Regions from separate parts of the Homo sapiens genome. Here region 1 is linked to region 2. The links are chromatin loops, found by intact Hi-C in ENCODE. Cell type or tissue: tibial artery. All regions are shown on one strand. Links, peaks and the distances in the headings refer to the core of each region. The heading gives the core; the rest is flanking DNA.

The links. Peaks named below come from ENCODE experiments on the same cell type or tissue, not always from the same donor. Only the 100,000 strongest peaks of a DNase experiment are listed, where the experiment ranks them.
Region 1: it touches region 2 in a loop (2.0-fold over the local background); 17 of 110 quality-filtered maps call a loop at or near these places.

What each region holds. Positions count from the first base shown.
Region 1 is chr17:58,527,676-58,538,663 of GRCh38, reverse strand. All of the region lies in intron 3 of SEPTIN4 (septin 4), which reads left to right. The region is part of intron 2 of SEPTIN4-AS1 (SEPTIN4 antisense RNA 1); the gene reads right to left. Among named protein-coding and RNA genes, the nearest start is that of SEPTIN4, 11 kb to the left of the region's middle. RefSeq lists a silencer at 6,403-6,852 and enhancers at 6,950-7,450, 9,224-9,724. In tibial artery, for the core only: no CTCF peak of the experiment used is centred there; a DNase peak (open chromatin) is centred at 6,703; H3K4me3 peaks cover 1,984 bases; H3K27ac peaks cover 3,542 bases.
Region 2 is chr17:58,619,589-58,630,652 of GRCh38, reverse strand. TEX14 (testis expressed 14, intercellular bridge forming factor) reads left to right here. Exons shown (of 32, transcript NM_031272.5): 3 at 99-213; 4 at 7,641-7,806; 5 at 8,867-9,003. Among named protein-coding and RNA genes, the nearest start is that of IGBP1C, 67 kb to the left of the region's middle. RefSeq lists an enhancer at 8,897-9,206. In tibial artery, for the core only: no CTCF peak of the experiment used is centred there; no DNase peak of the experiment used is centred there.

The sequences.
Region 1 (10,988 bases), core at 1,741-9,740, 93 kb after region 2:
GGGAAGCATTCCTGATGGGTTTTTTTTGGGGATCAGAACTAGCAAAAGCTCAACAGGAAGGTCCTGAGGGTGCCCTAATGGGTCACTGGGGGCTGCCTTCTCACATAGCCCTGGGGATTTCCTGGAAATAAAGCAGTTCTGATGGGAGGGGCTGCAATGCCTTTGATGGACAGGGTGTGTTAGCCCCAAGATCCTGTGTCCTCAAGGCATCTGACCTACTCATCCTTAAATGTGACTTCTCAGGCTGTCATAGGGCAAGGTGGTTTACTCTCTGCTCTATCAATTATGCAAGAAACCAACTCTGGAAAATAGGCCAGGAATCAGAGGAGGCCATCTCACTGATACTTAAGGCAGACCTCAGTGTCTTTTGGATGACATGTCATGTGACCCTGAAGGGATGGGATGATCAGCCTCCTGTTGGCTTTTGAATCACAGGGACATTTTGCTCAGGTTGGCTTCCTTTACAAAGCGAAATCCAAAGCCTCTGAGGAACTCAGGGAGTTTCCACATTCATGAGGATGTTCACAGAATCCTAGGTCATGGGCTATGTGAAAGGAACCCTCCCTCGCTTTTTTTTAAAGTGTTCTGTTGCCCAGGTTGGAGTGCAGTGGTGCAATCCATAGCTCACTGTAATCTCGAATTCCTGGGCTCAAGTGATCCTTCTGCCTCAGCCTCCTGAGTAGTTGGGACTATGGGCACCAACCACTGCACCCGGCATTTCTCTTGCTTTGGGCAGAGGCTCGTAGTTGAGAAGAAAGAATTGTTGAAAGAATGGAGCAGAACTGCTGAAAACGGGGCAGGGCATCTCAGGAGGCTTTTTTTTTTTTTTTTTTTGAGACAGAGTCTCGCTCTGTCACCCAGGCTGGAGTGCAATGGCGCGATCTCGGCTCACTGCAACCTCTGCCTTCTGGGTTCAAGTGATTCTCCTGCCTCAGCCTCCTGAGTAGCTGGGATTACAGGCACCCGCCACCACGCCCAGCTAGTTTTTGTATTTTTAGTGGAGACGAGGTTTCACCAAGTTGGTCAGGCTGGTCTCGAACTCCTGACCTTGTGATCCACCCACCTCAGCCTCCCAAAGTGCTGGGATTACAGGCATGAGTCACCACGCCCGGCCTTGGGAGGATTTTTATAGCAGTTTGACCATTGTTGCACAGCTTCTTAGGAAGCAAGCATCTTACCCTGTCAGATGGCACCCTGTTCATTTCCAGCTACCATGGGCAGCCAATTCCAGAGCAGGATGGAAGGCTGGTGGCCTCTGGCTAAGACTTGCTAACCTGGGGACAGGGTAAGTTGACCAACTCATCAGGGTTTGCCTGGGACTTTGCTGGTTTTAGCACTGAAAGTCACATGTCTCAAGAACCCCCTCAATCCTGGGCAGACCAGGACAGGTGGTCACCTAATACAAGCTGTGGTGCAGTCTGCCTGGAAGCACAGAGGGAACAATGTCCTGGCTTCACAGTGAGACCTGGGCAGGTTACTCCCTCTGCCTATAAAATGGGGGCAGGAATATACAATGCTTTTCTCTCAGACTTGATAGCAGAGCTGAGGCCAGACTCCCTTAGTTCTTTGTTTTGCCCAGAATAGTCCCACATAGGGAAGAATCTGCCACATCCATTGTGGACTTTTTGGTGTATTTTCAGAAGGTGTGTGGTGACTGAAACCCATCTCCAACATCACATCTTTCTGCAGAGTAGTTTGGTGCTGTTTGAAATGGTGGATTTTCCAAGTAACAGAAACAGTGGGCCTGGGTAGATTAGGGAGCTTGGCTTCAGAGGCCAGGGTGCATACTTGGGTGAGGAAGTAAATCTGTAACCCAGGAGCCACCCTGACAGGTGCTCAGCCAGAGGAAGGCTGTCCTGAGAGGCAGAAATGGCCATGTCCCCTCACCCTCCTCTGCTCAGCTGCCTTTGGCTCAGCTGCTGTTAGGGGAGCAGCAGGAGACAGCTGCACCTTGGGGGCTGAATGAAGCCTGGAGGAGGGGGACAGAATGTGAGGCAGTTCCTGAGGGAAGCTCAGGCTGACACTGTGGGTGTCGCTTCCTTGGCACACCCACTGCCGGCAAAGTCATCTAGTTCCAGAGGTCTCCACAGTGGCTGTTTCTGGGAATTTGGGTCGGTAGGTCTGAGACCAAGCACCAGCTTTCTAGAGATGGTGTCTAGCTGGAGAAGCTGACTCCACAGGTGGTGGCGGCTTGGTCATTCCAATGTCAATTTAATCTAAGGCATTACTCTGGTATTCTCTGTCCTCCCATCTCTCTACACCTATTACACATGCACACTCCAAATCCTTTGGAGGGAAGGCATTTGAAATAGTCACAGTTGACAGTTACTGGTTTGATGTTGATAATTTTCTTATTAATGGAGATAATAGCTACCATTCATTTAGTGATCATGTTAAGTGCATTAGTGGGTTTTCATAGTAACCTATGAGTGGATTTATTCTCCCTATTTCACAGATGAAGAAATTGAGGCTCAGAGTTTGTTCATCAAAGCTGGAAGCATTTTAAGGAGCAGTCTGTCCCAGGGAGTCAACTATATGGTATAGAAACCCTTCTTCTATAGCCACGTCTCCCTGGAAAATACTTCTCAATATTTCAGCAGCACCTTTAGATATCAAGAATTGTGAAGGGAAAGGTTTTAGTGAGAGTAACATCTGTGTCTTTGTATGTGAACCACGGGGCTGGGAGGTGGGTGTGAGCTTGTGAGCAGCCAGGATGAAGGGCAAGTGAAGGGTCAATGAAGCGCAGAGCCTCAAGGCTTGTCTGGGCTCTAAAATCAGAATGGAAAACTAATCAATGAGTCCTTTTAGTCAATCCATATTGATCAGCCATCTCCTGGGGGCAGAGGCCTGGACACCCAGAAAAACATCACATCACATGTTTGCTGATTTGAAGTGAGCAGAGGTTAAAAGAAAAGACATAGTCCCTGCCCTTGAGGAGCTTGTGGTGAATTTGGTAGAGAAAAGTATACAGATGGGTCACTTGAAAGGGTGTGGACATCAAAGGACAAAGCAAAGTCCAATGAAATGAGTCAGCAAAGCTTCCAGCATGGAGGCATATGGAGGGTAAAAGCCAGGGAAAGACAGATTTTGGCTCAGTATAGTGAAGACTTTGGTAACTTGGCAGCCCAAAGGTTGAAGGGCAGTTGTTAGAATCAGTGAATTTTTGGCCATCGGAGGTATGTATTCGAGCAGAGGCTGGGAAGGCAGGGGAGCCTTCAGACATCTGGTGAGTAGTCACATTAGGAGGTTTGTAAGTCCTTTCCAACCCTGAGCTCCTATGGCCCTGCCCTGTTCACGGAGGGTGTTGGAAGGACTGTCTGCCCTATCAGAGTGGCTGGCTTCTAGCACCCTGCCAGCTCTGGAACTGCCCCTCTTTGCAGCCATTCAGCAGGTGCCAGGAAACACAGTGTTCCCCAGCCTTGCCACCCACACCTTATGCCTGCCCCCAGGATCATGGGACACATGGCAGCAGCTGGGGGAAGATTTGGGCTTAATGTATTTTGGTTTATTGCCTTTGTCCACCACAGACCTTGTTGGACAGACTTGCTGAGGTTTCCTTGAAAGACACAACCCAGTGATAGCCTTTGGTCCAAGGACTCTCTGACTGTATCGTCAGTGACTCATCTATCTCACTGGGGAAGGGATGTACAATTAGTTCTTGCGCCACTTTAGGGAAACTTAGCTACTGAAAGGCAGAAGTGGCCATTGCTAGTCATGCAGATCTGAAATCCTGATTTCCTGTGGTAATTGCTCTTTATTATCGGCTTTGAACCTGGGCCCTGGGATGGCCCACATGCAGCCTCCTTGCTTAGGTCCTGTGCCATACAACCTGCACCTATGGGTGGGCAGGAAAGACCTAGTGGAGGGGGCCAGGACATATCATGTTGGCCTGACCTAAGCAACGGAGCCCAAGACAGCAGGCTAGAGCTATGGTGGCTGAGCTGAGTTTCCCAGCTAGACACTCCCCTAGACACTTGGCTCAGATACCATGCCCTAGCAGTGCCTGGGGAGTTGTACTGTAGTCAAGGCCATCAATGCCTGGTGGGATGTTGAATTTTGAGGGAGAACTAGCGCTCCAAGAGTTAAGCCATGCTGAAGCAGAGTTGGCCAGGCCACCTGCTGGCTGGAGATGAGGAAGAGCACTCGGTAAATCCCCAGTGACTGACGCAAGGGCTGCTGTATCTTGGCCCTGCAGGTATTAGACCCTGCCTCCATCACACAGAATGTAAGAGCTAGACTTGGGAGAAGTCCAGTCTTCTCTTTCAGTGGGGGAAACAGAGGCCCAGAGAGGGCAAGGGACTTTCAGGCAGTGAGATAATAGCCAAGTTGGCATGGGACTTGTGCCCAGGCCAAGTTCTCTCAGAGCTCTCCGAATGCTGCAGTAGGTTAGCATGCAGGGCTTGTGCAGGTGGGATGGCTCAAAGTCAGTCTTCAGCTTTTATTTCACCCAGCATGCCTCATGTTAGGCCTGTGGTACAGTGATTAGAAAGAGATTAGACCCCAATATTCTTGGCTTAGAGCTAAGTTCCGTGGTCCCAGGACTTGCTTGGGGCCTCACTTTCCTCAAGGCAAGCTGGTACCAACCTGCTGCCTGGGCAGCAGGTGCCAGAGAAGAGCTGGGATTCCAGCCACAGCTGAGGATGAGCTGGTTGGGCTGCCTTTTGAAATGTGTCTGTGTCCACACTTGGAATTCAGCTGAGGCCACGGGGAGGGGCATGTTATAATAGAGGAAAACAAGGGTTTCTGCTGGGGCCTGTCTTCCCTGATGTAGGCTTTCTCCTTACCCTAGGCCACAGGACTCTGGAAGCACGCAAGAGGTATTCTTAGAGTGCATACATGAGTATTGGAGGCCCAGGGCTTTGAACAGTGGGGCTTTGTATAGTCCAAGCTTGACATTTGGGGCTGATGGTAGCAGCAGCTGCTGCTTCTGCAGACTTCCAACTGCCATTGGTTTCTCTCTTTATGTCTTTGTTTTCCTGAGTACAGCTTCCGATCCCCTGATCTACCCCAGGTCTTTTCCGGGAGCCTCTCTGTACCTTTAGAGGTTCCCTTTCAGGGAACCCAAGCTGCTGCCCCCATCCTACACGTCCTCCCCCTTCACTCAGATCCTGGGCCCTCTCCTGAATCACTGCATGTCCAACCTTTCTCCAGCACCTCCTGCTGCTGCCTTGTTCTCTTATCTTCCTCCAAGGCCTATAGTAGCATACAGCATATCCTCCTTCCCCCACTGCATCCACTTTTAGAAGGCCAGAGCTGTAAGGAAGCTTAGAAATCATCTAGTTTAATCCCCTCATTTTCAGGTATGGAAATTGAGACCCTGACAGGTGAAGTAAGTTGCTCAAGGCCACCCAGCTAGGAAGGTTTCTCCTCAACCGGCTGGCTCATGAACACCCTGCCATCTTCCAGTCCACCAGTGCCAAACAGCCAATAACATCTCCAGTAGCAGCCCCATTGTTTTTCTCAGCCTGATCTTACCTGCTGCCCCAGGCCCTCTTCCCTCCCCTGGCTGAGTTCTGACTGGTCCCAACCAGTGCTACTGGTTCACAGGTCAGACTGAAATACAGCAGGCAGGCCTCTGGCACTTCTACCAACAGAGAGGGCCGTGCCTGTGGGTCTCAGTTTTGTCCAGAGTGTATTCAGGCAGAAGCCAGTCAGCCTGCCATTGAGAGAGGGGTCTTGCGGGTCAGGAAGGGACATGCTTCTGGAAACTTCCACAGGAGCCTGACCAGCTCAGACCCTACTTAGCTCAGGGAATCCCTCACCAACACCCCACTCACCAAGCATCTGCCTTCCCCTAGCTGCTGCTCTGACCTTTCTGAGCCTCTAATGCCTCTAAAGCTTCTGGGGCATCTGTCCCCTCGGCATCTCACCTGCTTGTCAGAGGAAGAGTGGCCCAGCTGGGCCTGGGTCACGCCTGGGTTGGCCTCTCCTGAGGCCCTCCCCACTGTCCTCAGCCACAGGCAAGGCTACACCGCCCTGTTAAAGCCACTCAGCCTCTCCCTTCTATCCTTCCAGCAGATGATCCCTGGATAATTTGTGCAGCAAATCCTCTTTAATCTGTAATCTGGGGTACTGCATGAAGGGAACCTGCCTCTAACCTGCCCCTTCACAGCTCGGGTGGAGGTGGAGAATATCTGACATTCCCCTTTAGGAGGTGTAGTGATCAGTAACTTGGGCATCAGCCGGATTCACTTTGTGAAAACCTTGTTGAATCCCTGCGGTAACTAATGGTTTCTCTCCAACTCATGCAGCAACTCCCCCTCCCTTCCAAAGGCGTCTCCTTCTGGGGATGTCAGGTGGGCCGTTCCTTTTTCTTTGGGAACTGGCTCAAGCCCCCGCGGTGCTTCTGGAGCTGAGTAAAAAAGAGCCAGGTGTCCAGTGCAGCCCGGGGACGAGGAGCTGAGGCTCCCCGCTCTGTCCTGGGTGACTCTGCATACTCTGCGCATCCGGGGGTCGCGGGCTGCGAGGCCGGCCCCCAGCTGGGCACCCCGACCCACTTCGCGCCGGCACCGCTAGCAGCTGAGGTACAGGCCCCGCCCCGGGGCCGACTCGCTCCGCCCCCGCCGCCGGGCCCCTCCCGCAGCGGTCCGCACTCGGGGAGGCGGGAGGGTGACGGCGGTGCTGCGAGGTCGGCGCGCAGCTCCGCCGCGGGTCGCTCGGGCGCTGTCCAGGCGGAGCCGGCCCCGCCCGGGCTGCAGCCATGGTAAGGCAGGCAGGCAGGCGGGCGGGCGCGGGGCAGGGCTGGGGTGCGCAGGGCCGGTCGCTCCCGGGCGGCTGCAAGGGGACCCGCGGCACCGCAGCCGCGGCTGTGCAGGGTGGGAGGCGCCGTCGCCGGCCCCGGGCACAGGCTGGCACTGCTGCCGGGCGGCGGTGCGTCGCTGCTCCCAAGTTTTTCCCTCTGAGCAGCCACGGAGTGGGCGCCAACCCCTGGGTGATGCCTGCGCTCTAGGACGAAGGGGTGGGTCCGTGCTGAGGGAGGTGCCCGCTGGTGGAGACGCGCTTGTTGGGCTGGGGAAGGCGCATCAGTAATAAGCGGAGGTGAGGGTCCCCATCCTCGCCTGGGTCAGCTTTTACCTGAGTAACCCCTCCTCACCCACCTACCCTGGGCACAGGGGCCAGTACCAACTTCATTTGGAAAACGCAGAGGAGGCCCACAAACACTGCCTGCCTCACCAGGAGGGATGGTAAGACGCTTGGCCCCTCCTTCCCTCAGCCTGACAAGGGGCAGTCCCTGGCCCTTTCCCAAAGGGACCCCAGAGAGGGGGAGGCCCAGCCCACCATCCTGCCCGGTGGGATTAGCTATATCCTTCTGCCCCTGGGACAGGAACCATGGGAAAGCTTCCTCCTGCTGCATCTACCCGCTCCCTCCCCACCAGCCAGGTCCCTCTGCAGTGTGTGGGGGTGGGGGCACCCATCCCTGCCACCTGCCTGTAGTGGGAAGAGAAACAGTAACCCCAGCCAGCCTCCCTGGAGGTGCCCAGGTAGGAAGTTTTTGATGCTTGGCTCTGAAGATGTAATCTCTTCTCCTGACATTGTTGCCAGAGCCTGCCACAAATAACGTAAGGGTGTCAGGACCTCTAGGCCACACACCGTCCTCTCCTCTCAGTCTGGAAGCCCCACAGCCTTTGCCCTCTGCATTGGGGGACACAAACTGTTTACAGCAGGGGGGGATCACTGACCAGCCTGTGGGGCGGGATGTTGGCTGTGGGCAGCCTCCAGAAGGGAGCTCCCTGGGCCCCCTGGGATCAGAAGCTTTCAGGTTTGGTAGGGCCAACCTTTTGGGCTCTTGTCTCTCAAGCTGTGTCCAGGCAGAGGCCCAAGCCTTGGCCAGGAAGTCTTGGTGACCCTGTGACCTTCCCCCAACGGGGGTTCCTGAGAGAGGCCTGTCCTTATTCCTTTCCCCCACTTCTCCCCACATGGTGGATGGATGGACTGATTGTTCTAGGGATGGAAGCCTAGGGAAGCACTGATTGTCCCCAGTGCCAAGCCCAGCAGGGGCTAGAGGGGCTTTTTCTGCCACACACTAACTTCAGTTCAGCTGAGGTCTTGGTGCTTTCGGCTTGTCCGAGGCCACACTGTTCTTCTCTAATTAAAGACACACCCCCCTCCACCCCAACCACCATCACCAAAGTCCCCATCCTCAGGCCCCTGCCCTCAAGCCAGCCAAGTTCTTAGGCTGACTGGTTCAGATCAGACTCCTCTATGAGGGTCTCTTTGTCAAAGGAGGTCAGTGTCCTAGCTGCTTTGGGAATCAGTGGGGGAGACCCCCCCAACCCAGCTATGCCAGGGGGTTTAAATTTACATGTGAAAAGAATGACAGGCCAACATTAATGACCATCCTGTGACTTGGGATGCACCTTCTCTTCTCAGGTTCAAAGCAGCTTAAGGTATCTATCATCTGGGAGTGCTTTCTCTCCCCAGCCTCGCTGGGAGGCAAGGAAGGGCCATTCACAACTGAACATTAAGGTCCTCAAATTAAGACACTATCCAGACTCACAAAAGATGTTTCCACCCAACCAGAAACAGTGGACCCCTGACCCCTAGTTGAGTGCACACTTCCAACCAGGCCCCTTAATTTATCTCCCACCTAAATGGCAGCTCTGAAGCTTCTGGGCTGCCAGCCTCCCATTGCCTTGAACCCGTGCTCCTCAGAGACCAAGTGCTAACAGCTCCCCTGTTGACACTATGGAAGCCATGGAGTGATCTAATTGATACAGGTTGCTATAAGTCAGAGGTCAGGTGTCCTAGGGTAAGGGGAGTCCCTGGAGCAAAGTCTTCTCTGTGGCTGATGCTCCCTGCAGGGAAATTTAGGAGCAGATTTCTGAAACAGTGACGTTCCTCACAGGAAAAAAAAAAAAAAACAAATGAACACTTGGGAAGAAGTGTGGGACCATTCCCACAAAAACCTATATGGGGGAGTATAGGACATCTCACCTACTCCAGCACTGCTTAAAGTTAAGGTGAAAGAGAGACTGGGGGATTGAAATCCTTTGGGAATGGGTATCCTAGGTGGCTGTCCTCATGTGCTGATGGGCCAGGTCACTTGGGGATAGCTCATAGTCCTCATACAGGCCACAGTGTCCTTGGGGGTTAACAGGAGAGGTCAAATGGATCAAAAGCCTGGCTGCAAACAGACATTGGGAGGTTGGTGCTGTGCCCACCAGGGTAGGCAGCAGGCAGGCGTCATGGGACAGCCAATCAGAGGAGGAGGGGACTGCAGAGGAACCAAGTGATCCTGCTGCAGCTGAGCTGTCCTTGGAGGGTGGGAGCCAAGGGAAGGGGAGGAGAAGAGGGGTGGGGAAGGACATTCCACAGGCTTTTTTGGCCCCTGCCAGAGACAGAAGGGGGTCAAAGAGAAAGGGAAAGGAGCAAGCCAGGAAGCCAGACAACAACAGCATCAAAACAAGGCTGTTTCTGTGTGTGAGGAACTTTGCCTGGGAGATAAAATTAGACCTAGAGCTTTCTGACAGGGAGTCTGAAGCGTGGGACATGGACCGTTCACTGGGATGGCAAGGGAATTCTGTCCCTGAGGACAGGACTGAAGCTGGGGTAAGGTGCTGCTCTGGGAGATGGGTGGACGTGACCTGTCTTCCCCCTGCCTTGGCTGGGATTGGGGCTCAAAGTCAGAAAATGATTTGGTCACTGGCAGAGCTGGGAGTGGGGATGGACAGGCAGGAGGTGAGGACCCTGGTGTCCTGACTCCTTGTCTAGAGCCCCTGTGGCCCCCTCCATGCGGATGAGCAGCCAGGGCTGGCAGAGATGAGGATGGTGCTGGGTTCCCGGAGGCTCTGCTGGAAGATCATGGGGGCTAGGGATCTTCATTAGGGCCTTCCTTTCTCCCTTCCCTGCCCCTCCACTCAGTGCTCCTGGGAAACCAGGTGAAGCACAGCTTTCTCTCTCCCACCCTTGTCCTGACCCCCAGACCAACGGCTGGGTCATTGTGGATTTGTGCAGAGAGGCAGGATTTCCTGGAATTCCCCAGACTTATTAGCTGCCAGACAACACGTCGTGCTGCCCCCAGTCCCACCCCTTCTCTGTTGCCATGTAATTAATTGTCTAAGCTGGGACACTTTTGAGAGTGAAAGGGCACAATTAATCATGATGCCAGGACAGCAGGCATAGACTGGGATGTATGGTCACCACTGGACCTCACAAATGTCATAGGTGAGAAAAGCCTTGGGTTAGGCTTGCCTCAGGATAGCCTCTTCTGGTCACCCAGCCTCCATCTGCTGGTTCTAGTTTTGGGCTAAGGGGCCTCTTTTCCTCCCCTCTGTCCAGGCGAGCACTGGAGACTATGGCTATAAGCAGGTGTGAAGACTTCAGAGGCAACAGCCTGGCAGTAGCTCCTAGCAGACTTTTCCCTCTAACCTCCCTATCTCAACCTCTTCCCTCTGGCATACACCTGGCAGTATGCATATCTGCCTCCCTCAATTCTTCCCTTTGCAGGAAGACTGTGGCTATCTTATCTTCCTCACTCTAGCTGGGACTCCACAGTGGTCTGGGGTAGTCCCCACTGGCTTGGCTAACCCTCAGAGAGTGAGTCAGCCTCTGCAGCCGGCCCTTGTCCATTGTCTGGGGGTGGCACGTGGGTATTGTGAGGCAGAGCTGAGCCCAGCACTGCCAGGCACCCCACGAAGGAGGCTGACCCCCAAAGGAGAGGAGAATCTTTAGGGTCTAGAGCTGACAATGAGAGTTGGGGGAAACAGTTCCTCTTCTGAGCTGAGGATGGGGTAGAACAGGCTTCTACAGAGGAGTCAGTCCATTCTCTGCCTTCCACTCCCTGTGGGTCATGGTTCAGGCCAGGCCCTCTCGTGCACTGCCGGCTCTGGGCAGAGGGGGTAAGGAGACAACTCAGGGTGCTTCCCCTTATATGTCCCTCACAGTTGGGGGCTGTCAGAAGCTCTGGAGGCCCAGCCTTTCCCAGGCTCTTCCATCCTCCCTCACCTGGTCTCTCCCAGCTGCCTCCCACCCACAGTCAGCATCCACTG
Region 2 (11,064 bases), core at 752-8,751:
AAGTACACTATAAAAATATGTAATTCCCCCACCCCCTACCCAGTTCCTTCTCAGGAAATTTTCTGATATTTGCATTGATTCTGATATTTCCTTTGCAGGAATTTATGTTGATGCAGTTAACTCCTTGGGCCAAACAGCACTTTTTGTTGCGGCGTTATTGGGCCTTAGGAAATTCGTTGATGTTCTGGTGGATTATGGATCAGATCCAAATCAGTAAGTACAATAATATTGATGTCTAGAAAATAGGGGTTGTGCTGTTAAGATGAGTTTGTTTAGAAACTAATTAGAAAAACGTTTGGCCGGGTGCGGTGTCTCATACCTATAATCCCAGCACTTTGGGAGGCCAAGGCGGGCAGATCACGAGGTCAGGAGTTAGAGACTAGCCTCACCAACATGGTGAAACCCTGCCTCTACTAAAAATACAAAAAATTAGCCAGGCGTGGTGGCGCATGCCTGTAATCCCAGCTACTTGGGAGGCTGAGACAGGAGAATCATTTGAACCCGGGAGGTGGAGGTTGCAGTGAGCCGAGATCGCGCCATTGTACCCCAGCCTGGGCAACAAGAGCGAGACTCAGTCTCAAAATAAAAAAAAAAGGGTGAATTTTGCCTGACTCTTATGGCTGTGGTTTAAAAGAATCAGAGTTTAGGCCGGGCATGGTGGCTCACGCCTGTAATCCCAGCACTTTGGGAGGCCGAGGTGGGAAGAGCAAAACTCCGTCAAAAAAAAAAAAAAAGGAAAAAAAAAAAACACGAAACACGAAAAGAATCGGAGTTTAATAGTTGGTCTAAATTTTATTTATTTATTTTTTTTTTTTTTTCAGACGGAGTCTAGCTCTGTCGCCCAGGCTGGAGTGCAGTGGTGCGATCTCGGCTCACTGCAAGCTCTGCCTCCCGAGTTCACGCCATTCTCCTGCCTCAGCCTCCTGAGGAGCTGGGACTACAGGCACCTGCCACCACGCCGGGCTAATTTTTTGTATTTTTAGTAGAGACGGGGTTTCATGATGCTAGCCAGGTTGGTCTCAGGATGGTCTCAATCTCCTGACCTCGTGATCTGCCCGCCTTGGCCTCCCAAAGTGCTGGGATTACAGGCGTGAGCCACCGTGCCCGGCCAATAGTTGGTCTAAATTTTAATATGAAACAGTAACACAGTGAATCAGTGACAGGTGAACATCTACTTTTTTTTTTTTTTTTTTTTTCCTGACACATGGTCTGCCTCTGTCGCCCAGGCTGGAGTGCAGTGGCAGGATCTTGGCTCACTGCAGCCTCTGCCACCCGGCTGCAAGCAATTCTCCTGCCTCAGCCTCCCTAGTAGCTGGGATTACAAGTGGGCACCACCAGGCCTGGCTAATTTTTTGTATTTTTAGTAGAGACAGGGTGTTGCCATGTTGGCCAGGCTGGTCTCGAACTCCTGGCCTCCATCCACCTTGGCCTCCCACAGTGCTGGGATTACAGGTGTGAGCCACTGTACTTGGCCGAACATCTCTTTTTGTGAAGCACTTCGGCTTTTGCTAGGGCCTTCTCAAATATTAGCTTATTTGACACCTTCTTGACAGAGAAGGGAGAGTGGGTGGTGGATATTTTTCAGTTCCCATTAAACAGAACCAGAAACTGGGGTTTTGGGCACTTAAGTGATTCAAGCTGATTTTCACAGGAATGCTAGAATATGAACAATCATAAAGTCTTTCCCATCTTACTTAAGGAGGCTCTGTTTAATGTACCTGCTTAAATTATTGATATTGGAAGCTTTTGTACTTTTTTTTTTTTTCTTGTGATGGAGTCTTGCTCTGTCACCCAGGCTGGAGTGCAGTGGCGCTACTACGGCTCACTGCAACCTCCGCCTCCCGTGTTCAAGTGATTCTTCTGCCTCAGCCTTCCAAGTAGCTGGGATTACAGGCACGTGCCACCACACCCAGCTAATTTTTGTAGTCTTTTTTTTTTTTTGAGACAGAGTCTCACTCTGTTGCCCAGGCTGGAGTGCAGTGGCGCAATCTCGGCTCATTGCAATCTGTGCCTCCGAGGTTCAAGTGATTCTCCTGCCTCAGTCTCCCTAGTAGCTGGGACTACAAGCGCGTGCCACCACACCCAGCTAATGTTTTATATTTTTAGTAGAGATGGGGTTTCACCGTGTTAGCTAGGATGGTCTCCATCTCCTGACCTCATGATCCGCCCGCCTTAGCCTCCCAAAGTGCTGGGATTACAGGCATGAGCCACTGCGCCCGGCCTAATTTTTGTATTCTTAGTAGAGGCAGGGTTTCACTATGTTGGTCAGGCTGGTCTCGAACTCTTGACCTCATGGTCCGCCCGCCTCAGTCTCCCAAAGTGCTGGGATTACAGATGTGAGCCACCGTGCCGAGCAGCTTTTGTATTTTATGTATGTGTGTTGTGGAGGGATTGGTTATAAAATTGCTTAGGGGAAGAAAACTTGGAAGCTTAGAAAAGCACAAAGAAAAAAGCCAATCAGTATGAGAATTAAGTAACCAGAGGTAACTTAAAACAATGAACATTTTGTTGTGTTTCCTTGCAGAATTTTTCTAGACTCACACACGCTCTACTGGCTCTACCGTATTGTTTAATTTCAAAGCCCGGAGAGAAAGGGGTCAGCCAGATGCAGTAGCTCACACCTGTAATCCCAGCAATTTGGGAGGTGAGGTGGGAGGATTGCTCGAGCCCAGGAGTTTGAGACTAGCCTGGGCAACAGAGACCCTGTCTATACCCAAAAAAAAAAAAAAAAAAAAAAAAGGTGGCATGGGGGCTGGCTCACCTGATGTTTGCATATACCCGTGTTGTAGGGAGGCCATATTGGGACAGTCTGCAGTTCTTCAGCAAAAATGCAACATTTTCTTTTTTCTTCAGTTTTTCCCACTTTTTTTTTTTTTTTTTTTTGAGATAGAGTCTTGCTCTGTCACCCAGGCTGGAGTGCAGTGGCATGATCTTGGCTCACTGCAACTTCTGCCTCCCAGGTGCAAGCGATTCTCCTGCCTCATCCTCCCGAGTAGCTGGGATTACAGGTGCCCACCACCACAGCTGGCTAATTTTGTATTTTTAGTAGAGATGCGGTTTCACCTTGTTGGCCAGGCTGATCTCAAACTCCTGACCTCAGGTGATCCACCAGCCTCCGCCTTCCAAAGTGCTGAGATTACAGGCATGAGCCACCATGCCCGGCCATTTCCCACTTCTTTTAGTTACTGAAACAAGGTGTATAAACATCGCCTTGAGTGATATAGTCATGACCATCATCACTTTCATATTCTGTATGACAGTATAATTCTGTTCAGTAAACATAAACCATTTTTTAAAAGCCTGTATAAAAAAATACAGATAAAAATTGAAACATTTTATAGTCATCTGCATTTACAACTGCTTTGTCCAGGCTTAAAGCTGATTTCTTTAAAGATCAAACCATTCAAACCTTTAATTTTCAAGATCAGGGAATTGAGACTAGCCCATAATATGGTACATAGTATTAATGACACAGCTGAGATCAGGAAGGAGCCCAGCTTCTGAAGACCTCAGAGTTTAAAGAAGTTCCCTTTTTCAAGTGTCCAGGAAGGACACTTGTAATGCCAGGCAATGCCAGGAAGGAAGTGGAAAGGGACAATAACAAGAGAGGATGGCAAACCCCTATGGCTTTGTATTTTCTGGTTGGGAACATTTTCATGTGACTTAAAAAATATCTGATGATTGGCTGCATAGAGGTACCGGGAAAAAAAGTTTTTAAAAAATTTTTATCTGATCAAGGTGAAGGGGAATTTCTGGGAGGAGGCTTTATTCCTTTTTTTGTTTTTGATGAAGTCTCACTCTGTTTTCCAGGTGGAGTGCAGTGGTGCGATCTTGGCTCACTGCAACCTCTGCTTCCTGGGTTCAAGCGATTCTCCTGCCTCACCCTCCCGAGTACCTGGGACTACAGGCGCGTGCCACCACACCTGACTAATTTTTGTATTTTTAGTTTTGCCATGTTGTCCAGGCTGGTCTTGAATTCCTGACCTCAGGTGATCCATCTGCCTCAGCCTCTCAAAGTGCTGGGATTTTAGGTGTGAGCTACCACACCCAGCCAGGAGGCTTTTTTTTTTTTTTTTTTTTTTTGAGATGGAGTCTCACCCTGTCGCCCAGGCTGTAGTGCAGTGGCACGGTCTTGGCTCACTGCAGCCTCTGCCTACAGGGTTCCAGCAATTCTCCTGCCTCAGCCTTCCAGGTAGCTGGGATTACAGGCACACGCCACTATGCCCGGCTAATTTTTGTTTGTATTTTTAGTAGAGACGGGGTTTCACCATGTTGGCTAAGCTGGTCTCGAACTCCTGACCTCAGATGATCCACCCGCCTCGGCCTCCCGATGTGCTAGGATTACAGGCATGAGCCACCGCACCCAGCCAGGAGGCTTTATTCCTATACGCTCAGTGGAAACGCTGTGATGGACTGGACCTATTGAAGTCACAAATCAGATGCCTACTGGACCAAGTAACTGGGTTTAGGTTTTCTCTGAGGAGGGTCAGGGATCTATTGCTGTTGGGCAGGAAAGGGGGGCAGGAAAGGGAGCCAGGAAAGCCAGATCTTCCGAATTTCCAAGAGCCGGAAATCCCAGTTTTTAATTTGAAATCTCCCAAATGTTGCCGGGCACAGTGGCTCACGCCTGTAATCCCAGCACTTTGGAAGTCCAGGGTGGGTGGATCATGAGGTCAGGAGATCGAGACCATCCTTGTCAACATGGTGAAACCCCGTCTCTACTAAAAATTAAAAAAAAAAAAAAATTAGCCAGCCATGGTGGCGGGCGCCTGTAGTCCCAGCTACTCAGGAGGCTCAGGCAGGAGAATATCTTCAACCCAGGAGGCGGAGGTTGCAGTGAGCCAAGATTGTGCCACTGCACTCCAGCCTGGGTGGCAGACAGAGACTCTGTCTCAAAATAAATAAACAAATAAATGAAAGCTCCCAAATGTTAAATATTGCCAACTATTTCAATTTTTTTGAACACTGTGTGTACCAAATAAAATAAACTTCTGAGTTGGCTAGGCAGAGACTCCAGTTTTTAGGCTTTACAATAAATAAATATGATAGTACACATTTTGATACCAGGTGGACCTGGATCCTCTTGTAAGCTTAGCTGGGTATAAATCATTATTCCTTTCCTCCTTAGCATTCATGAGAAATGAGAAATAATATCATCTGTGTCCTAACCCAGCTTTCTTACTGTTTGTGGGAGGAATGATTAGAAGATGGTAAGACAGGCTGGGCACAGTGGCTCATGCCTGTAATCCCAGCACTTTGGGAGGATGAGGCGGGCAGATCACCTGAGGTCAGGAATTTGAGACCAGCCTGGCCAACATGATGAAACTTCGTCTCTACTAAAAATACAAAAGTTACCTGAGCGCATGGTGGCAGGTGCCTGTAATTCCAGCTACTCGGGAGGCTGAGGCAGGAGAATCTCTTGAACACGAGAGGCAGAGGTTGCAGTGAGTCGAGATTGCACCATTGTACTGCAGCCTGGGGGACAAGAGCGAGACTTCGTCTCAAAAAAAGAAAAAAAAAAAACCCAAAAAACAAAAAAGAAGATGGTAAGACATTATACAAAGCTGTTTTTGCAGCAAGGAGGATATTGTGATTCCCACGATGCAGTGTGCTGGACTGCTTCTCTGCCCAGCAGTGGGAGAGAGCCTACAGTGAGAACCAATGGGATCAGTGGTTCCTATAAGCCTGTGTGCAGGCCAGCCTCTTTAGTATCACCAGGGGAATTTGAAAAACAAAACCAAACCAAACCACATTCCTGGGTCCTGTGCTTGCAGATTTTGTTTCAGTCAGTGTAAGGTGTAGTCTGAGAATCTGTGCTTTTGACAGATATCCCAGTGGATTATTAACTAAATTATGATACACCCATTCATTGGCATACTATGTAGCTGTTAAAAAGAATGGAGATGGCTTGTAGTTTCTCACTTGATCTTAGCCAAAAGGCCAAGAAGCGATGGCTTGTAGTTTCTCATATGGAAATTTCTCCAAGATAGATTCTTAAATGAAAATATGAAGGCTGGGCGCGGTGGCTCACTCTTGTAATCCCAGCACTTTGGGAGGCTGAGGTGGGTAGATCACCGGAGGTCAGGAGTTCGAGACCAGCCTGGCCAACATGGTGAAACCCTGTCTCCACTAAAAATACAAAAATTAACTGGGCATGGGTGGCGGGCACCTATAATCCCAGCTACTCAGGAGGCTGAGGCAGAAGAACCACTTGAGCCTAGGAGGCGGAGGTTGCAGTGAGCCGAGATCACACCATTGCACTCTAGCCTGGGTGACAAGAGCAAAACTCCGTCTCAAAAAAAAAAAAAAAAGAAAAGAAAAGAAAAGAAAATATGTAGATACAGAAGAGTTTGTATAGTGTATTCAGAGTCTCGCTCTGTCTCCCAGGCTGGAGTGCAGTGGCATGATCTCGGCTCACTGCAAGCTCTGCCTCCCGGGTTTTATGCCATTACGCCATTCTTAGCCTCAGCCTCCCGAGTAGCTGGGACTACAGGTATGCACCACCTACGCCCGGCTAATTTTTTTGTATTTTTAGTAGACACAGGGTTTCACCGCGTTAGCCAGGATGGCCTCGATCTCCTGACCTCGTGATCTGCCCGCCTCGGCCTCCCAAAGTGCTGGGATTACAGGCGTGAGCCACCACACCCGGCCTGTTTAGTGTATTCTTATTTATACTTGTATATACATAGAACATTTCCAGAAGGATACAAAAACTTGTAATAGTAATTGCATCTTGGTAAGAGAACTGGGTGTCTGGAGTTGGATGACTTTTTTCTTATCTTCTCTTCATCATCCTTTTCTTTCTCCTCCTCCTCCTCTGCCTCCCCCTCCCCTTCCCTCCCCCTCCTCCTCTTCTTCATCTTCTCCTTCTTCTCCTCCTCCTCCTTCTTCTCCTTCTTTCTTCTTCTTTTTTTTCCCTTCCTCCTCCTCCTATTTGTGTTTCTTTTTCAGTTAAAGAGAGAAAGTTCCCTGGTGATTCTGATGTGTAGCCAGGTTAGGAAACTAAGGCTATACATCATATCCTCACCATATCCTGGACACATTAAAGGCTGTCCCTTCATGTCTCAGACAGTTTACTGGCTTTGTTGAAATTTTTCTGAGGTGAAATTTTTCTGAGGTGTAGATCCTTGACTGCATTGCTGATGCCAAGGTTTTGTGCTCTACCACAGGATTTTCTTGGGGGGCTGTGGGGAGACATTCTCAAACGAGAGAGGTGGCGCCTTGTTAGGCTGTGCTTGACTAGCCTGATCCCAGGACACTGCAGGTGTGAAGACATTGTTTCTGGGCAGCCAATATCAGAGTGCTGGGGAAAGAAAATTGGATTTGGAACCAGATCTATGCCTGGGAATGAACCTCAGCTTTGCCGTTTTGTTTCCTCATCTGTAAATTGGGAAATGATACTTCCTTGAAGGGTTGAGTGAAGGAGGGAAAAAAAGGGATTGTGTGTGTGTGTGTGTGTGTGTGTGTGTGTACAGAAAGTTCCTGTGGGCACAGACAGGGGCCTCACAAATGATGTTGTTATATTCCTCGTCACCAACGTTGCCTTGTAGAATGGGAGCCCTGTGTTGCACGCTGAGCCCCGCTCCATGGAATGCAGGAGCATTGCCATGGACATCAATTGTACTCATCTCCCTCCCCAGCCGCTGCTTTGATGGGAGCACCCCTGTCCATGCAGCAGCATTTTCGGGCAATCAGTGGATCCTTAGCAAACTGCTGGATGCAGGAGGTGACCTGCGACTCCACGATGAGAGGGGTCAAAACCCGAAGACTTGGGCTTTGACAGCAGGAAAGGAGCGTAGCACCCAGGTAAGGGTGGGTCCCACTCTGTAGCCATGCCCACTAGAAGAGTACTGGGCTGAGAGTCAGGCTCCCAGTGGTCAGCACAGAGCGTACAGTGGCCTTAGTATTGGTACTGGAGTCTCAGGCTTGGATCGAAGCAAATTAGCCAGCTGCGAAACTTCCGGCAGGTCTAGTGAACCTTTCTACTCATCGTATTCGATGGGAAAGGCAAACAACTGTAATTTTGTCTGACCCATTTAACTAGCACTTACCATGACTCAGATGTTGTTTTAAATGTTTTTTATATATTAACTCAATCTTCACAACAACCTCTCAGGTAAGTACTATTAATGTCCTTATTGTACAGGTGGGGAAACTGAGGCCCACTGACATTAAGTAACTTTGTTTGGCAGGTGGGAATTTTTTTTTTTTTTTTGGGAAGGAGTCTTGCCCAGGCTGGAGTGCAGTGGCGCGAGCTCAGCTCACTGCAACCTCCGCCTCCTGGGTTCAAGCAATTCTCCTGCCTCAGCCTCCTGAGTAGCTCGGATTACAAGCATGCACCACCACACTCAGCTAACTTTTGTATTTTGAGTAAAGACGGGGTTTCTCCATGTTGGCCAGGCTGGTCTCGAACTCCTGACTCAGGTGATTCGCCCACCTTGGCCTCCCAAAGTGCTGGAATTACAGGCATGAGCCACTGCACCCAGCTGGTGTGATGTGTTTTAATGAAGACTAAATAACATAAATGTAAAACTCAAAGGGCAGGTACAGTGCCAGGCCCCTCTGTGTGCAGTCTCCTTTCTGGGGCTCCTGCTTATTAAAGCTGTTGGGCCTTGGACCAGCAAATTTTACTCGTCTTGGCCTTGGTTTCCTCATCTGTTGAAGGAGGGAGTTGGAGGAAATTGTTTCCCTAAAGCCTCTCCCTGAAAACATTCCATACCTTTAGAAAATCACCTGGGCCCTTTCCTTTTGAGAGGTTTTTCTGTTGGGGGCTCTCAGCTCCTCGGACCACTTATCTTCATACCCAAGCTTCCATTCCATTGAGAACTGGTGCGCCCGCACTGGGCATCTCTGCGATGTTTTGCAGATAGTGGAGTTCATGCAGCGCTGTGCCTCACACATGCAGGCCATCATCCAGGGCTTCTCTTACGACCTCCTGAAGAAGATAGACTCCCCGCAGCGGCTTGTCTACAGCCCGTCCTGGTGTGGGGGCCTCGTGCAGGGGTGAGTACTGCCTTGAGCAGAGTGGGATAGTCTCCATCACCCAGCCTTCCTCGTGGGAGCCCTGCAGCATGGGTTGCCTCAGCTCCTCCACATCAGTGCCCTCTGGCATCTGGCCCATCCAAAGGGGTGTGCTTGGAAAGAAAAGGCTTGGCCTTGATGAAGGAAGGCCAGAGGATCACCTTTCGCCCTCTCTCTCCTCTCCCTGAGAAGGTGTGAGAGGAATGAGTGTGGGCTCTGATGGAAACCACCCTGTGGTTAGCAGAAGGAGAACATCTCAGGTCTGAGGAGCCCAGCAGAAAACCCTTACCCAGCAGGACACCTGGCTGGCTTTTTTGTCATCTCCTGAACCACAGAAAGAGTGTTCCTTTATTACTAAGGTTGCAAAAGACCACAAATGCTTAACTTACGGTTTCTTGGGCTATTTTCAGCTGATACGAGAGACTTGCTGCCAGCTGGATGGGCAGCCCCCTCTTCTCCCATCACAGCTGCAGGAGGTGGGCTCCATGCTTTTCTCCATGCTCAGGGTTAAGCTTGGAAGGGAGGAGTGTCATTTTAACTTCTCTGGGATTGGTTGACTTAGGGTTTGTATGTAGAGAATCCTTCCCATTTGGCTTTCCTCTGATGGCATCTCTTTCTGTAAGCAGGGTAGCTGGGCTCACCACACTTTTGCAGGCTTCCTTGTCCTGTCATTCATGCACTTTGAGTCCTGGCTTTCCTCTGATGATTGGATGCTGCTGGCTTCTCAGGCGAGATGAGTTCATGATTCCGTTAACTCCTAACGGCTGTGCTGCGTGCCACTCTGGCCAGTTTTGGCTCTTTGCTCAGCATCCAGAATGACCTTTTAAAAATGGAAATCAGGTGGCTGGGTACAGTGGCTCACACCTGTAATCACTTTTGGAGGTTGAGGTGGGTGGATCACCTGAGGTCAGGAGTTCGAGACCAGCCTGGCCAACATGGTGAAACCCCCGTCTCTACTAAAAATACAAAAATTAGCCGGGTGTGGTGGCATGCACCTGTAATCCCAGCTACTCAGGAGGCTGAGGCAGGCGAATCACTTGAACCCAGGAGGCGGAGGTTGCAGTGAGCCGAGATCGCACCACTGCACTCCAGCCTGGGTGACAGAGCAACACACTGTCTCAAAAAAAAAAAATATTAGCCGAGTGTGTTGGTGTGCTCCTCATAGTTCCAGCTACTCTGGAGGCTGAGGTGAGAGGATCACTTGAATCTGGGAGGTGGAGGTTGCAGCAAGCCAAGATCATGCAACTGCACTCCAAACTGGGTGACAGAGCGAGATCCTGTCTCAAAAAATAAAGTAATCAAATAAAACTAAAATAATGGAAATCAGGTTGTACCACTCTGCTAAAACTCCTTAAGGACCTTCCCCATGGCTATTAGGATAGGTTTAGAAATCCCTTATCCGGCCTTGGAGACCCTGCCTCATCCAAGCCCTCCCCCTTCATCTCCTGCCTCTGCCCCTGGCGCTTGTATGGAGACCCGTCCTTCAGAGTTTAGAGAATTGTCATAGTTTGCAATTATTTTATTTGTATATGTTCTTCTCCAGTTTTCCAATTAAATTGTGAATTCCAAGAGCTCAGGGGCTGTGTCTATCCTATTCATTGCTACTAACCCTTAGCTGCTTGGTGCATGGTAGGGCTCTGTACAAGGAGAGGAGGCTCATGAGTGAGCCTGAAAGGAAAACCCAAGTGTAAATGTGGATGAGCTTTTACAATCTTAGTTACTCATCTAGATACAGCATTTAGTTTAGAATTAGAGGAAACATTCTTACGGGGTTAATGGAATGCTTACATGGAAATACACTCCTCTTCCCCCACCTTTTTTTTTTTTTTTTTTTTGAGACTGAGTCTTCTCTGTCGCCCAGGCAGGAGTCCGTGCAATCTCGGCTCACCACAACCTCTGTCTCCTGGGTTCAAGCAATTCTCCTGCCTCAGCCTCCTTAGTAGCTGGGATTACTATAAAATTAGCACACCTGGCTAATTTTATATTTTTAGTAGAGATGGGGTTTCACCGTGGCCAGGCTAGTCTGGAATTCCTGACCTCAGG